Regions from separate parts of the Homo sapiens genome. Here region 2 is linked to region 1. The links are chromatin contacts, found by Hi-C or POLR2A ChIA-PET in ENCODE. All regions are on one chromosome and are shown on one strand. Each heading gives the region's core, a stretch centred on a gene start or an enhancer-like site at or near the end of the contact. The rest is flanking DNA. Distances are from core to core; before and after follow the strand shown.

Evidence for each region. A loop is a pair of places that touch in the nucleus more often than their neighbours do. ChIA-PET counts read pairs that join two places held with the same protein, here RNA polymerase II (POLR2A). Pooled maps may share reads with other maps.
Region 2: a pooled map shows a loop between it and region 1 (4-fold over the local background). The contact joins two enhancer-like sites. A Hi-C loop is called at or near these places in 1 of 168 maps with a recorded cell type or tissue (GM11168) and 5 of 50 pooled maps. POLR2A ChIA-PET finds 5 or more read pairs at or near these places in 1 of 52 experiments (activated T-cell).

The regions. Positions count from the first base shown.
Region 1 is chr9:20,636,019-20,643,926 of GRCh38, reverse strand. No RefSeq gene overlaps it. Among named protein-coding and RNA genes, the nearest start is that of MLLT3, 17 kb to the right of the region's middle. Within about 2 kb of position 3,311, at least 2 of the 41 ENCODE cell types and tissues checked have a DNase peak (open chromatin) inside an H3K27ac peak, as active enhancers do.
Region 2 is chr9:21,091,869-21,099,776 of GRCh38, reverse strand. No RefSeq gene overlaps it. Among named protein-coding and RNA genes, the nearest start is that of IFNB1, 18 kb to the right of the region's middle. RefSeq lists enhancers at 2,993-3,287, 3,185-3,454. Within about 2 kb of position 3,281, at least 10 of the 41 ENCODE cell types and tissues checked have a DNase peak (open chromatin) inside an H3K27ac peak, as active enhancers do.

The DNA.
Region 1 (7,908 bases), core at 2,062-4,561:
AGACTGGAAGATTCAGCAAGTCTGCTGTTTACAACTTCTGCTTGGCGGCTGATTAGGTGGTGCCCGACCAGCTTGAGGGTGGATCTGCCTCTCCCAGTCCACTGACTCAAATGTTAATCCCCTTTGGCAACACCCTCAGAGACACATCAGGAACAATACTTTGCATCCTTCAATCCAATCAAGTTGACACTCAGTCTTAACATTCACACCAGCCAAAATAGATCAGAAACAAAAATTAGAAGAAATTTACTGGACTTAGCCTAATTAGTGAGATAGAGCTGCTTCGTGCGGTGCTGTGGTTAAGTGATTAGGTAACAATGATCCAAACACAATAAAATTCAACATCCTGAGGTGATGCCTTATGAATCCTTTCCTCCTTGAAAAGCCTGTAACACGGTGGACTACTCTTTTCTTGTCCTTTTCCCTAGCCTTCACAATTCCACACTCTCCTGATACTTCTCATTAGTCACATTCTCCCCTGGTTTTAATAATAGTTGGATTAGCTTGGATAAAGGCTAGAATGAGGTAACAAGAGACAAAAAATACTCAAATAAGATAAAGAGTTATTTCTCATGTAATATTTTGTGTATATTGTCCAGGAATAATATGGTGGCCCAGTAGGTTAGAGAACCTGAGGTCCTTTTAATGTATGACAGCCACTGGGTACGACCCTCATCCATGTGGTCAAAATGACCTCACTATCATATTTGCATTCAACCCCATGGGAAGCAGCGACATGCTTCTTTCCTACAAAAGGCATAATTGAGAAAGTGAAAACATCATTTCTAATAAATCCCACAAATGAGAACCTAATCATATGGCCACAATTAGCTGCACAGAGGCTGGGAAATGTAGTCTATATTTGGGGAATCGTGTGCCCAGCTAAAGCTCTATTGTATAGAAAAACAGCACTTTCTAACACTAAGGTTTACTAAATATGTCTCATTACTTCAGATTTCTCTCCTGATGTTCACACCTAGTTATTCAACTGTTTACTGAGCATTTATTTATTCCACAAATATTTAACTGCGCTCCTGTGTTACCAGCCACACTAACAAAGATGCTTTTTCTATTTAGATGTTATTCAGAACCCTAACATGTCCAAAGCTGACCATTCCGCATTCCCTAAACTTTCCTCCTTCCTATCTAGGTTATTTGCACCATTATTCAACCAGCTGCCCAACTCAGAAGTGAAGGTGTCTCATACTTATATTCTTCCCTCTCTCATCCAAACTGTCACCAGGCCTAATCAAATCTACCACCTAAACAGATCTCCATTCTAGCCACTTTTCTCCACATACCTCCTTTTAACTGTCGTCTAGGACTCAGTCCTCTCTGTTTTTGAAATTGAAGTATAACATATGTACAGTAAATATGTGAAGTGTGCTAATATAAATGTAAAGTTTAATGGGTTTTACATATGTGCATACCCATTTAACCACCATCCAGATGAAGATACTTCTCAAGATTCTCTGTGTTCTTTCTCAATCAAGCACTATTTCTCCTGTTTAGATAGTTGTTTAAGCCTTTTCAATGGACACTGACCATCTTTCAGTTTCTTTATCTCTCTGTTTCTGACTGCCTGCTTGTCTCTCCACCTCTCTTTCTCTCTCTCTCTCTCTCCTGTGTGTGTGCGTGTGTGTGTGTGTGTGTGTGTGTATTTTTCCCTTGTCCCTGGGGCTTCATTTTACTTCTGTTCTCTCTCTTCCTTTTTGGCTGATAAATCCTTCTGTAACCCAGATCTCAGCTGAGATATCACCTTTATCAAGAAACCCTGTCAGTTGCTGGTATGGGGATTTGCCTAAATAACCTTGTTATGGTTATCTTAGCTTGGGAAAAGGAGAAATAAAACATGTTGAACATGTTTTGATGTAGAACATAGAATATATTTGTTTTGGGTAAACGAATTGGAGATAGTATTTTACTTGTAGGTGAGACCTGGTCACCAAAATATTTTCATTCCTAGTATTAGTTTAAACATTGCTGCTGTAAGTTAGCTATCACAGCAAATCAATAATATTTAAGTCATAGCTCCTTTCAGTGGATCTCACTAGTAAATAAGCCATTGAAAAGTATGACCATATTTATTTTTAGTGAACTAATGTTTTATAATATACATCTAGTAAAGTATACATAACTTAGTGAGTAGTCTGATGAATTCTGATGACTGTATACCTCTGGGTAACCAATATCCCAACTGGTTTCCAAAGTAGAACTTTTCCAGCACCCCAAATAATTCCTTTGTGCCTTTTTGGTCAATTCCTCTAAAATGCAGTTACTGTTCTAATTTCTACCACAATTCATTGGTTTCGCATGTGTTGGAATGCCATGTAAGTAGAATCAGATAGTATATGTATATTCATGTATTTTGCTTCTTTTGCTCAACATAACGTTTTTCAGATTCATTTATGTTGTTGCATATATGAGTAGTTCATTCTTATTTTATTACTGAACAGTATTCCAATGTAGTATATGTGGCACAATTTATCCATTTTACCAATTTTCATATTGGTGGACATACGGACTATTCCCTATTTTGGCCTATAACAAATAAATCTACTATGAACATTCTTACGTAAGTCTTTTTGTGAAGATATGTCTTTATGTTTCATAAACACCTAGAAGTTGAATCCAGATGGATCATAGAATAGGTATATTTTTATCTTTATTAGAAACTGTTAAACAGTTTATCAAAGATTGGTATTATTTTATACTCCAACTAGAAATGTATGCAAATTCTACTTGTTCCACATCCACATCAAAATCTAGTGTGTCAATCTTTTTAATGTTTGTCCTTTTAGAAGTGTGAAATGATTTCTCATTGCAGTTTTCACTTGCATTTCCCTAATGATTAAAAATGCTGAGCACCTTTTCTACATGTCTGTCCTGGAATCTTTAAAGTGTGGCTCTTGTTCTCATTCTTACAAAATGGTGCTGGAGCTCTAGCTGTCACTGCGCCGTAGGCAGAAGGAGGAACAAAGGGTCCAGATCTTACAGTCATGTATCTGCTGAGTCTTTCTCAGAAGCCTCACCCATGGGCTTCTCTTTCTATCTCATTGGTCAAAATTATGTCACATGCCTAACCAATCTGCCAGGAAGGCTGGGTAAAGCAATTTTTTAAGCAGATCTTCCAGGTTTCTATTACTGTGAAACAAACCAACTCAAAAGTTAATGGCTTAGAATGAAAATGTGTTTTTCTCACAAATAGGCCATTTGGGCAAAGCTTAGCAGAGACAGCTTGTCTCTGCTTCACTTGGCATCAGCCTAGAGGCAATTGTTGCTGGCTGCCGGCCAAGAAGACTCACACAGTTGGAACTGTGGTTAGAACACCTACACATGAGCTTTTCATGTGGGTTCTTGGATTCCCACACCACGATAGCTGAGTCCCAAGGGTGAGGGTCCCAAGAGAGACTGAGGTAGAAACCATATCGCCTTTTATGACCTGGAAGTCACACATTATCACTTGTGCTGTATTCTATTCATTGTGGAAAATACAAAGGTCTGCCTGGTTAAAGGGGAAGAGAAGTCGATTTTACAACTTGATCTGGGGGTGGCGAGGTATGGAAGAGCAAGTGGACCAAAATATTGCTGTGGGCTGGGCCCAGTGGCTCACGCCTATAATCCCAGCTCTTTGGGAGGCCGAGGCAGGTGGATCATTTGAGGTCAGGAATTTGAGACCAGCCTGGCCAACATGGTGAAACCCCGTCTCTACTGAAAAAATACAAAAATTAGCCAGATGTAGTGGCGCATGCCTGTAATCCCAACTACTTCAGGAGGCTGAGGCGGGAGAATAGCTTGAACCTGGGAGGCGGAGGTTGCAGTGAGCCGAGATCGTGCCACTGCACCCCAGCCTGAGCGACAAGACTGAGATTCCATCTCAAAAACAAAAAAAACAAAAAACAAAATATTACTGTGGCCATTTTGGGGAAATACAATCTGCTACAATTGGGCATGTTGCTTACCCCTAACTAAGCTGGGATTCTCTTCACAAGAAAGATGTGGCGAATAAATATTGGGTAGGCAAGCTGAGTTTCTGTCATGTTCTTTACACATATAACATTATAATTGTTTGCTTTCCACTAGACTGTAAACTCCATAAAGACAGCAGCCAGATTTGTCCATCTGTCTTTATTAATTATTGGTTCCTTAGGGCCTAAGGAAAAAAAAATAGGCATTCAAGAAATATTTCTCAATGAACAAGTATTAAACTAAATAAAACCATATATAGAATATCAGTTTTAGAAAATAAACTGTGATGAAACATTAGGAAAGAATGTAAAAATTGAAATTTTAAGTCAATAACCTGCCAGCCTGGAGCTGGGAGCTGTGGCTCACACCTGTAATCTCAGCACTTTGGGAGGCTGGGACAGGTAGATCGCTTGAGCTCAGGAGTTTGGGACCAGCCTGGGCAACGTGGCAAAACCCTGTCTTTACAAAAAATACAAAAATTTGTCAGGTGTGGTGGTGCATGGCTGTAGTCCCAGCTACTCAGGAGGCTGAGTTGGGAGGATCACTTGAGCCCAGGAGGTTGACGCTGCAGTGAGCCATGATTATGTCACTGTACATCAGCCTGGGTGACATAGTGAGACCCTATGACAATAAATAAGTAAATAAATAAATAAAAACCTATCAGGCTGGGCAACATAGTAAGACCCTATCTCTACAAAAATCTTTTTAAAAAATTAGCTGAGTGTGGTGGCATGCACCTGCAGTGGCAGCTATTTGGGAGGCTGAGGTGGGAGGATCACTTGAGCCCAGGAGTTCAAGGCTGCAGTGAGCCATGATCACAGCACTGCATTCCAGCCTGGGGGATAGAGTGAGATTGTCTCTAAAAAAAAGTCAATAACCTGCAGAAAGCCCAATAAACATATATGCTAAGGATTAAAACAAATCTCATTCTACTTTTTAAAATAAAAAACAAAATAAAGTGCTATTTAGTGAGGCAATCAGAGACCAAAAGCCAGTCCTTATGACTTTTCTATACATTACTTTACATTGGTTTAGAATATCCAGCCATTGACCATTATTTGCTATTGTTGGAGACAGTTTGGAAAATGCATGCTCCCTGATCCTTACTGGATCAGTATTGAGGTCAAGAATTTGTTCATTCTGTGAACTATCTCTTCTTCATCCTTAAGTACATTTTTAGCTTACATAGTTTAAAATCTTTATTTTCTCTTTTTATTTATTTATTGATTTATTTATTATTTATTTATTGCTTTTTAGTTTTAGAGACAAGGTCTCATTCAGTTACCCAGGCTGGAGTGCAGTGGCACTATCATAGCCCACTGTAACCTCAAACTCCTGGACTCAAGCAATCCTCCCACTTCAGCTTCCCGAGTACCTGGGACTACACGTGCACACCACCATGCCCAGCTAATTAAAAGAAAAAAAATTCCTTGTAGAGACGGGGTTTCTCTGTGTTTCCCAGGGCGGTCTCTAATTTCTGGCCTCAAGCAATCTTTCCACCTCAGCCTCCCAAACTGCTGAGATTATAGACATTAGCCACTGCACCCAGCCTTAACATTTTTTGACTTATGTTGTTTCATATATTTAAATATTTTCATCGTTTTCATTGGTTTCATATTCCCTTTTGAAGAGCTCTTCAATGTTTTGTTTTTCTTTTTCTGGTCCATTTAATAACTAGTTTGCCAGTAACCATGGCTTTGCATGGCACGTTCCTGAGGACTGTGACAAATATTCTCATACTGTGATCTGATTATATCATACCTCTGCTCAAATTTTTTCAGTGGTTTCTTGTCAGGCATAGAAAACTCTTAATCTGTTGAGCATGAACAGAATACCCTTTCTGAGGAGATTCCTCATCTCCCAACACTTTCCTTCAGTCAGACCTTAGAATAAGTATAGCTACTGAGCTTGCCATACCTTCTCCTTTCTCAGTGCCCCCCCACCCCCACCCTTCCTAGTGTCTTTCCAGGCTGAAGGAAGAATATCTGTTAAATGTTTGCTCCCAATTTCATTCTCATCCTTGTGACACCCTCTCCTCATCCTTGTGATAAACTCTTACCCTCCAGTATCATCTCAAGTGTTAATGCCTCAGTTATTCTTTCTCTAAGCTCCCATCTCAGATTGGGTGCATTTTCCTTGTCTTGTATTTGAATATGCAAATCTCAATTAGGCTTTTTTTTTTTTTTTTTTTTTTTTTACTTTCTCACAGCAAGTAGTTCTACACAAAATCTAGGTGGAAGAAACCAAGCACAATCATTTATTTAAATAGTATTTATTGTTTCTTCCTCTCTCTATGTCTTTTTATAGGAGAAGCGAGATATGAATTGGGGGGAGAGGAATCCTACTCTGTTGTTGGCTCTTTTTTTACCTACTATTGGCCAAAGAAGAAGACAGGTGGAGAGTAGTGATGCTCCTCCTGGAATGCCAAGGTGGAAGAGAAAAGCAAGTGATTTGAGAGGTGATTGCATAAGCTTAGACTCAAAGGCCCTGCTGATATATTTCCTATCTTTTACTTGCATCCTTCACCACATGAAGGAGGTTTTAGGGTATTTTTCACATCTGCCCATGGGACAACCCAGCCATTTTCTCTGTCCTCTGGGCTCCCTGCCTTGACAGAGTCTTCTTAGTGTGGTGCTGTCACAACAAGGCTGTTACTGTGATTGAAAGGAAAAGGCCAAAAGACACAGACAACGGAAGTTTATTTAATAGCCATGAATATATAAATGTACAGAAACAGTCAGACAAAGCAGAAAACAACATAAAGTACTCCCAGTTGGATTTACAGACTTTTCAAGTTCGCCACTGGGTCCTACTTAGGAAGAGTGAGTCATCTTCTAAGCCATTTTATCAGAGGATTTCCAATCCCCCTGCTCCTCCCTCTGCCTTTCTGAAGATTCTGCAATTGCCTTGCAGCTCTCCAGCTGCAAGCAACTGATGCAAATCAACCCTAGTACATTCCAGAGTGTTTATTGGGAGACTAGGTGAGTTGAAGGTGAATTTCTACTTGTAGCGTCTATAAGTAGAGCATCTTGTAGCAGGCCCAGATTTCAGGGTTGCTTTTGTTTGGTCCATTTCTACACATGGTGTTTCTATATTTACTAGAGTTATCCCTGCACTGTTATAAGAGAGAAAACATGTTAATAGCCTGGAGTATGGAATTAGATTGCCAGGGTTTGAATTTTAGGATGACCAACCATGCTGGTTGTGCTGGGACTGAGGAGTTCTATAAGGATGCAGGACTTGTCAGTACTAAAACAAGGACAGTGGTCACCCCAGAACATTGCTACTTACTAGCTCAGGTCTCAAATGGAAGTAAAAGTATTCCAGCATTATGGAGGTATTGTTGGAATAAGAGTTAATATTTGTAAAGTGCTTACAACAGTGTCTGACATATATAAGTGTGTGTTAAATCAAAAACTTATGGAAGACACGGTTTTTTTCTGGGCATAATCGCATTGTCCAAGCAATGTTTTTAATTTTTGCCATTATCTTAGGGGTTTACAAAAGTGAATTCTTATTTATCTACACATTTATATGTATATACTGTTTAAGTGAGTTTTTACCATCTAATTTTCACATAAAACAATACATACTCAAAATAACTTCACCATAGTAATGTTGAACTACAAAATAGCATGACTAAAAAGTGATGTGGATAGTAAAGGAGGATGTCCAATTGTGAACGAGTTCCTCCAAACCCTGCACCTCTTTCCTTTCTGCTCTTACTCTACCTTGATCAGAGCCCTGTTTAACAATGACTGTATTGTATTGGAATTATATGTCTGTTGCCACCAGAGAGGGTATGCAAAAGCAGAGCCTGTGTTGCAGCTGACAGTGTGGAGGGAAAAGAGATCTTGGGCCGGTGGCTATTAATTACTGGAAACTTTCACCAGAAGTGAAAGACTCAATGAATGTCAGACCCTCACCCATCAGATTAGC
Region 2 (7,908 bases), core at 2,032-4,531, 460 kb before region 1:
TAACATTTTTGAGCAGCCTCAGTTTCCTTCTCTATAGAATGAGAATAATAACATCTTTTCTGTAGGATTGTTGAATTGATTACATGAGATAATGTATGCAGTACAGAACAATACTTGGCCCTTAAACTGGATTATCATTAATGTTGCTATTAAAACTGAGAAAAGTCTAATGAATTTGTCAATCAATACCTTGGTGATCATGAGTTAATCAGTAATGAGTTGATCATAGACTGAGTCCTATCTCTGCTTAGTCCATTGAGGTAAAGGTTGGCGAATCACAATGAAGCTTCTTATTCAGGAGCAAAAAGTCTACTTGACTGTTCAAAGTGGAGTAAAAAGAGCAAAGCAGGATGAAGCTCACAAAAAGATGGATAAGCAGATGCAAAGTTAAGTAACTGCCCTAAGGAGTGTTACTTTAGAGAACTAAAAAAGATTTCTTGAGTTTATTTATATTTATAAAAAATACATGAATGTATTGTCATGATTAAAAATTAGAATAATTCATACAAGTGAAAAGTCATATTGACCTGTTACCATCCCAATTTCACATAGTTAATACTTTAATGAGTATCCTTTTAGTCATTTCCTCATTTATTTAATAAATTTATACATATAGAAATATTCAGTGGATATTAAGTGTGTTTGTATTTCATAAATATCATGTTTCTTTTTTTACTTAATAATAGATCTTAGAGATTTTTTCTATTAGTAAATAAAAATCTACTGAATTGTTTTTAATTGCTTTATTATACATTTATACATAAATTCAATGCATTCCCAAACAACACGTCAACAAGATTTTTAATTGGAATTTGACAAGCTGACTACAAAATGTATCAAAAAATAATACATCAGAAAATCTGAGAAAGGAATAAATTTACAGAGGGACTTGCCTTGTAAAATATAAAATGATCTTGTAAGACTGCAGAAAGCGGGATTATTGCAAGAATAGAGAAATCGGTCAAGAAAACAGAATCAAAGTTAAGAAGAAGAAAATTGAATTTATTGTTTCTTTGCATACAGTAAAAGTGGCTTTTCAAACCAATGGGAAAAGCCCATGTTGGGACAGTCAACTAGTCATTTGGGGGAAAAAAAGCCTAATCCTTGTGTTACATTCTCACAGATTCTCCTTGCTGCTATAGGCCTAGTTCTACAATAACGAATGTGGAGGCACTACACACCTGCTCGAATGATCAAAGTTCAGAACGCTAATGGTACCAAATGCTGGCGACATGTGCAGCAATGGGAACTCTCTATCATCCTTGTAGGAATACTGCCCTACAGATTTCCAATTATGTGGACTGAGCAAATGTCTTCATTATTTTAGACTCAATTAGCTAAGTTGTCTGTTACTTATAGTAGAAGGCACTCTTAATAGATGCAATAACATTTATCAGAGTTAAACTGGTTCTAGCCTTGGTAGGCTAAGGTATTGCTTTTTAATTAATGTGGGAGTTTATTGGTACCTTGTGAGATCAGTATATTTTTTCCCTTTGTCACATACTAATAATTACATGAACAGATTATCGTATGCTACCATTGTATTCTTGGTTACATTCTAGTTTTTTATTTACAGCACATCTTTGGGTTTCACTTCCTAATATTTAACATGGTACTTTTATCTTCATGTTTATAAAAGTGTCCTATAATTTGTTGGCTGATCTTATTATCTGCGTTGTATGATTTTATTCTCATAAAATGAATTGGTTAGTTTTCCATTTGCTTCTATTTCCTGTTAAAACGGGAACTAAGTATGTTTTACTGAATAGACTTATGACATAATTTGCCACTTTGCTGTCTCTTCAAGGGCCTTAATGAGGAACTATATTAAAATTTAAAGACTTTTGATTATGGATTTGCATTTCTTTTGGATGCCAAGAGAGTCAGAGAAGGGGCAAGAAGACTCACATGTGTTGGGGCTACATTTATCTAAAATAATATTTAATGTTCTTTTCAACATAAATTGTATTCTCTTTTGAATTTTATTTTCCCTTTGTTCACATTGCCCATCAATGTGCTCATGAGATAGGTGGAGCTCAAATTCTTGTCAAGAGAATTCATTAAATGAACCCTCAGCAAACATTGCCAAGACAACTCCTTGATATCTGACAGTCACAAACTCATTGAAGCATATATTGCAGCATTATATTTATTCAATAAACAATACTTAACTTTTTACCATTGGCTACTGTGCTAATGACTGGGGAGACAAAGTTCAGATTTAAAACACGAATCTTCTGGAAAAGAGAGGATAAAACAAAACATCGATTACCGAACAGAATGATGAGTGTTCCGCAAGTGCTGAATTTGCAAAGAGCCATAGGCTCAGAACAGGGCGTAAAATGGAGAGACATCCACAAGTAACTAGCATTTTAGAACTGATGGAAGGATGCAAATGACATTGAAAATTTTGGAAAAGGGGAGAAAGGACAGAGATGTGCAAGTCATTTGAAAGCAAGAGCTAAAGCAAAGAGTTGGCAGAATTGCACATTTTCTAAAAATAAGAAATAAGTGAAAAATGAGAGCTAGGAATAAGACCAAGTTTTCTTCCCTCCAGGGGTCCAGAGTGAGAGATGGGAAAGGCCAACCAGGCCTTGAATGTTCCTACTAGAACTCAAGGAGCAAAATGCTATTTTGGGATGTCATAACGGGGAAAGGAAACAGACCTCTCGTTGCCCAGTTCCCTTATCTGTAAAATTAAGATAACCACAGTCCTACCTCATAAAACTGTGGTGAGGATTAATTGTTTAATTTATATAACATGCTCAGAATGATGCCTGGCACTTAAATAAGGCTGCTTACATGTGAGCTCTCCTATTTGAAACTGATTAGAGGATTATTCCCTAATGTTCTAGGTCTGCAGGAAGGTGAGGTAATTTCAAAAGAACTAGCCAGGAACTTTTTAATGCCAGCTCAACTACTCACAAGGGAGAGGCAGAAAGAGCCATTCACTTGGTGACTGAGCCAATCATTTCGCAGCAAATATCCCAGGATGTAGACAGAAGCACTGCTACCTGGCACACACACCAGCTGTCTACAATGGCACACTTTACCTCTTGGTTCTCTCTACCTTTCGAGGAGCTAAATGTTTTCACTAAAATAACAGAGGCATCTTCCAGGCAGCCAGAAGAATCTTCTGCTTTGTGAAGATAAGCAGCACTTGCCTCAGGCAAGCACCAGGGCAAAGGGGAATACCCGCTCCATTCTTCAATTCCAATTCGACAATTCACATTTAGTTTCCTTTTCACTTGTTGCATCACCCTCATTGTTATTTTTGCACCACCTGGTTCATCGTACAGCCCCTGATGATGAAATAAAAATGTAATTGGTTGTAAGTTTTAATGATGTACAGGGTTTTGGTTTCACTTTGTAGAAGCACCAGAAACTGCTTCCAAGATAGGAAGCACCCACAGAAAAACCAAAAATAGACATGTCCACGTGTTTGTGAAGGGAATGGAGCTGGTGCTTATTCAGCAGCTGCTGTAAGTGTGTTGTCTGTGTATTCTCTTCTTAACCCTAGGCCTGGCTGCATTTACCCCTGAGTATGGTTGTGAGGATTAAATAACATACAGCTCAGAGAAATGCCTGGTATCCAAAGGGAAAAGTAAACCCAGGCTGGAGGGTGACTGAAGACTGTATTGGATAGGGCCAATGTGGAGCTTCTAGCAGAGGGAGTCCAGGTAGCACCTGGTAAGAAATGTTGGGTGGGCAGCTGTAGGGGCCAGGGGAAAATTAGCCCTTTGACCTCTGAAGCTTCACTGAAAAATCATCTGACAAAAGGCAGATTAATAGGCAAAAAGCCATACAAATTAATTGTATAGTAGTTTCATGTGACATGGGAGCCTTCAGAATGAAAGCCCAAAGATACCATTTTTATGCTTAGGTTAATGAAGAATTGGACAGCTATGTAGAAAAATGACTGGACAAAAAGGGCATGATCTAATGCTAATAGACTGAGTGAGGAAGCCTAGCAAGGCCTGTCTGTCTAGATTCTTCTGGGTTTGTTTGTGCAACATTCCTTACTCTGGGAATGGGGCAGGGCCCTCTCTGAATGGAGTTATATTCTACCATCAGATAAGGCAGGTCACATAATTTCCTTATGGTCAGCTTTTACACAGAAAGGCAAGGAGGAGGTTGAAGTAATATGTTTAGGTTTTATGGCTGGCTTTGGGGAAGGGAATTCTGGTTTCTATGGCCTGCCTTGGGAAGAGGGATTCTAGAGAGATTCTAGAGAATAAGGGGCCACAGAGAGAAGGGCAGGAGAAAGTCAGAGAAAGTTTTGCTTCTGAGGCTGCTTCTGTGGCCGTCATTTTGGGGGATTGTTTCCTGAGCCTCAGCACAGCCCTTGTGCGTCCCTGGGCCATCAATCCATTGATGAGACCATTCCAACTGTGGCTGGCGGTGAAGACTGTAGGACCCTCTGGTTGTGTTTGCATAAGGCAGAAGTTGTCATTAGTGTGGGAAAAAAAAGTAGTGCCTTTTCTCACCTATTGCTAGGTTCATGGTTAATACCCCTATAATAAAAGAAGATTAACAAGAGAAAACCATAACTAATTTTTTAAACTAATTTTCATGGGAGACAAGAGGCTTTAGAAATGAAGATCCAAAGACCCAGAGAAACTGTCTATTTTTATGCTTAGGTTTAATGAAAAATGGACAGTCATGTAAAAGCATATTGGACACAAAGGGGATATGAAGTATTGTTAATAAACTGAGGGGGGACTTAGGAAGGCCTGCTGTTCAGATTATTCTTGGTGTCCCTGTGTCTTTATTCCTTTCCTCCAGAAGCAGGGAAGGACACCTGTCACATGGGGGTCTTACGACATACTTTCAGGGGAGATAGGACAGATAATTATCTTATGACCAGCTTTCACAAAGAAAGGTGAGACAAAGTCAGTGAATGACCTTCTTGATTCTGCAGTTTTCTCAATGTCCAAGGTGCCGTTATTTTAATATCATGTCAGGAATCCCGACATTAACAAGACAGGCAGAGCCCCCGTGAAGTGGCCTAGTCTCTCCTGGATTCTTAGGTGACAGAACGGAAACTAACGAATGGATCTAGTCAAAGGCCTTTGACTATGACAAGACATCCAGGATGTGGGAAAGGGAAAAGGAACAGAGAAATGTCTGAAACCAGTGGCACATAGATCTCAGCGGCATGCTCTGCCTCTTCACACGAGGTCGGAGGTCTGAAGGTGGATTCCCTACCCAACTAGCTGTTGGCTTGCGGTTATAAAGCCCAGCATGGAAAGAAGCAGCTTCAGGAACTGAATGAGGGTGAGAGGGAAACAGCAGGTTGAAGAGAGAAAAACAATTCTTCTTTTTCCTTCCCCTGAACTTAGGCTTTTCCTTTGTAATTCCCAAGTTTCACAGGAACTTTCTTGGTCACTGAGCAAAATTTTCCAATGTAATTAAGACTTTGGTGAGATTACCCTTCATTTTATTATTGTGGAGGGTACTGTTTTTGAACGAAGCTCTTCTGCCTTTTGCGTCCTCATTACCTCCCTTCCCCATGCTTTTCCAATGGACTTTTCTCCAAATGCAATCTGAAGCTACACCACAGTCACTACCCATGGTCAGGAAAATTCCACATTTGTTTTCCTGTGATTTAGAGAAGACAACCAATAAAACTAGAGATTAATACTATTATATGCCAAATTAACCACCTAAATAGGCTCTTGTAAATCTTATCAACATCAGCAGTTCTCAACTGTTTCGGTTTCAGAAGCCATCGACACTTAAAAATTGTGGACACATCCAAAAAGATTGTGCTCATGTGTTTCTATTTATTGATATTTGTCATATTAGTATTATAATTCAGGAAGTTTTAAATGTTCACTTAAAATAACAGAAAGACACATATACCTGAAATGTAATGAAAATTGGTCCCATTAAAAATTAGAACAGGTAATGAAAAAATAACTTTCTCTTCAAAATATAACAATAATAAAGCATAAAATACATTGGAATAAACTCAGAAACAATGCACAATACATATATCAAGCCAACAGCATAACTTTTTTGAAAGACATTTTTAGAATAGCCCAATAATATTCTAATATTCACTATTTCTATTTATGGAATGCTCAATATATATTATTAAATATCCTATAAAAATATAAATATTATTTACCAAGTACTTAATATTCATTAATACATTAATTAATAATAAATATTCATTAAATAAATGACTGTGTATTTATCAGGTGAAAGAAATAACTGCCTTGTCCTGGCCTTTATAGCATCCTGTTGCAGTCTGATTTCCCACCTTAATGATGCTTACCACCCACCATGTGCTTAAATGTCCCCTGCTCACTTACAAAAATAAAAAATGAGAGAAGTTGATTAATCTTCATTGGTGATCAAGGTTAAAAAAAAATCACTCTCAATTTAGAAATAACTATGTAGTAATATAATAGTTTTCATTGGTTTTTTGATCCTCTTAATTGAATTAAAAATTCAATTATAGCCACTTCTACATGTAAGGAGCTTGGAAATGGCCACTCTGGCCTAACAAGCTGAACAGACGTAAAATCCAAAAACTCTGTTTGGATCCATGAGAAGTGAGGACACAGAGACAATTACTACCTCCAAGATTGGAGAAACGGGCAGGCAAATCTGGAGAGTTATAGCTTAAACCAGAACAGAGATTCACCAGTGGAAACCACTAAGGGAACCAGGAAAACCTGGACTATAATTGATGAATTGGTGAAGGCTCAGTGTGGACAACTGAGAATTAAAAACTCAAGAGGACTTAGTTATAGGAGGGTCCTCATACTTTTTGCATTTTATGTCTAGGTGATTTAGCTGGTTCTCACAGGAAATATCAGAGAAAAATTCTCTAGTGCTTCCAGCAATAAAGGTGAGAATATTTGGATGCACTCCATTCCTCTTAACAAGGTCTGCAGTCAGAAAAAGCTAGTTGACTAGAATCTAATCTCCTGGAGTTTTATTAGAGCCTATTTTCAACTGACTTGAAGGAAGAAAAATACCCAACTCCAGCCAGTTCTAGCCATCCTGCTCCACCTAAAGGGGGAGGGAGGACACAGAAACACTTTCGAAGTTCACAGTCCAGAGGCACAGGCTCACTAAAAACAGAGACCTACTGGTAGGACTAGAGAACACCTCCCCTTCCTAATACCTTACTGTCACATTTTTAAAGGCCTATTTGCAGTAGTAAAATAACAAAGCATACTAAAATACAAAAAGACAGAATTTGAAGAGACAGAGCAAGCATCAGAACCAGACATGGCAGTGATGTTGGTATTATCAGACTGGGAATTTTAAACTATGATTAAGTGCTCTGACAGATAAAGTAGACAGCATGCAAGAACAGATGGGCAATGCAACCAGAGAGATGGAAAGCCTATGAAAGAACCAAGGCTGGGTGCGGTGGCTCATGCCTGTAATTCCCAGCACTTTGGGAGGCCAAGGTGGGCGGATCACAACGTCAGGAGATCGAGACCATCCCGGCCAACATGGTGAAATCCCTTCTCTACCAAAATACAAAAAATTAGCTGGGTGTGGTGGCGCATGCCTGTAGTGCCAGCTAGTTGGGAGGCTGAGCCAGGAGAATCACTTGAACCCTGGAGGTGGAGATTGCAGTGAGTCAAGATCGTGCCACTGCACACCAGCCTGGTGACAGAGGAAGAGTCTGTCTCAAAAAAAAAAAAAAAAAGAAAGAAAGAAAGAAAAGAAAAGAAAGAACCAAAAAGGAAATGCTAAAGATCAAAAACAGTCTGACAGTGTAGTGGAATCTTATAATTTTATGTTGCCTCAGCATCCATTTTGAATCTAAGTTTAACTTTGTCATACCAAAGCAGGGCTCAGTCACCCTTGGCACAGTTTATAGTTCTACACTACACCCAAATGGCCTAAGTCAGTGGTCAGAGAGAAGAACTTAGTGGC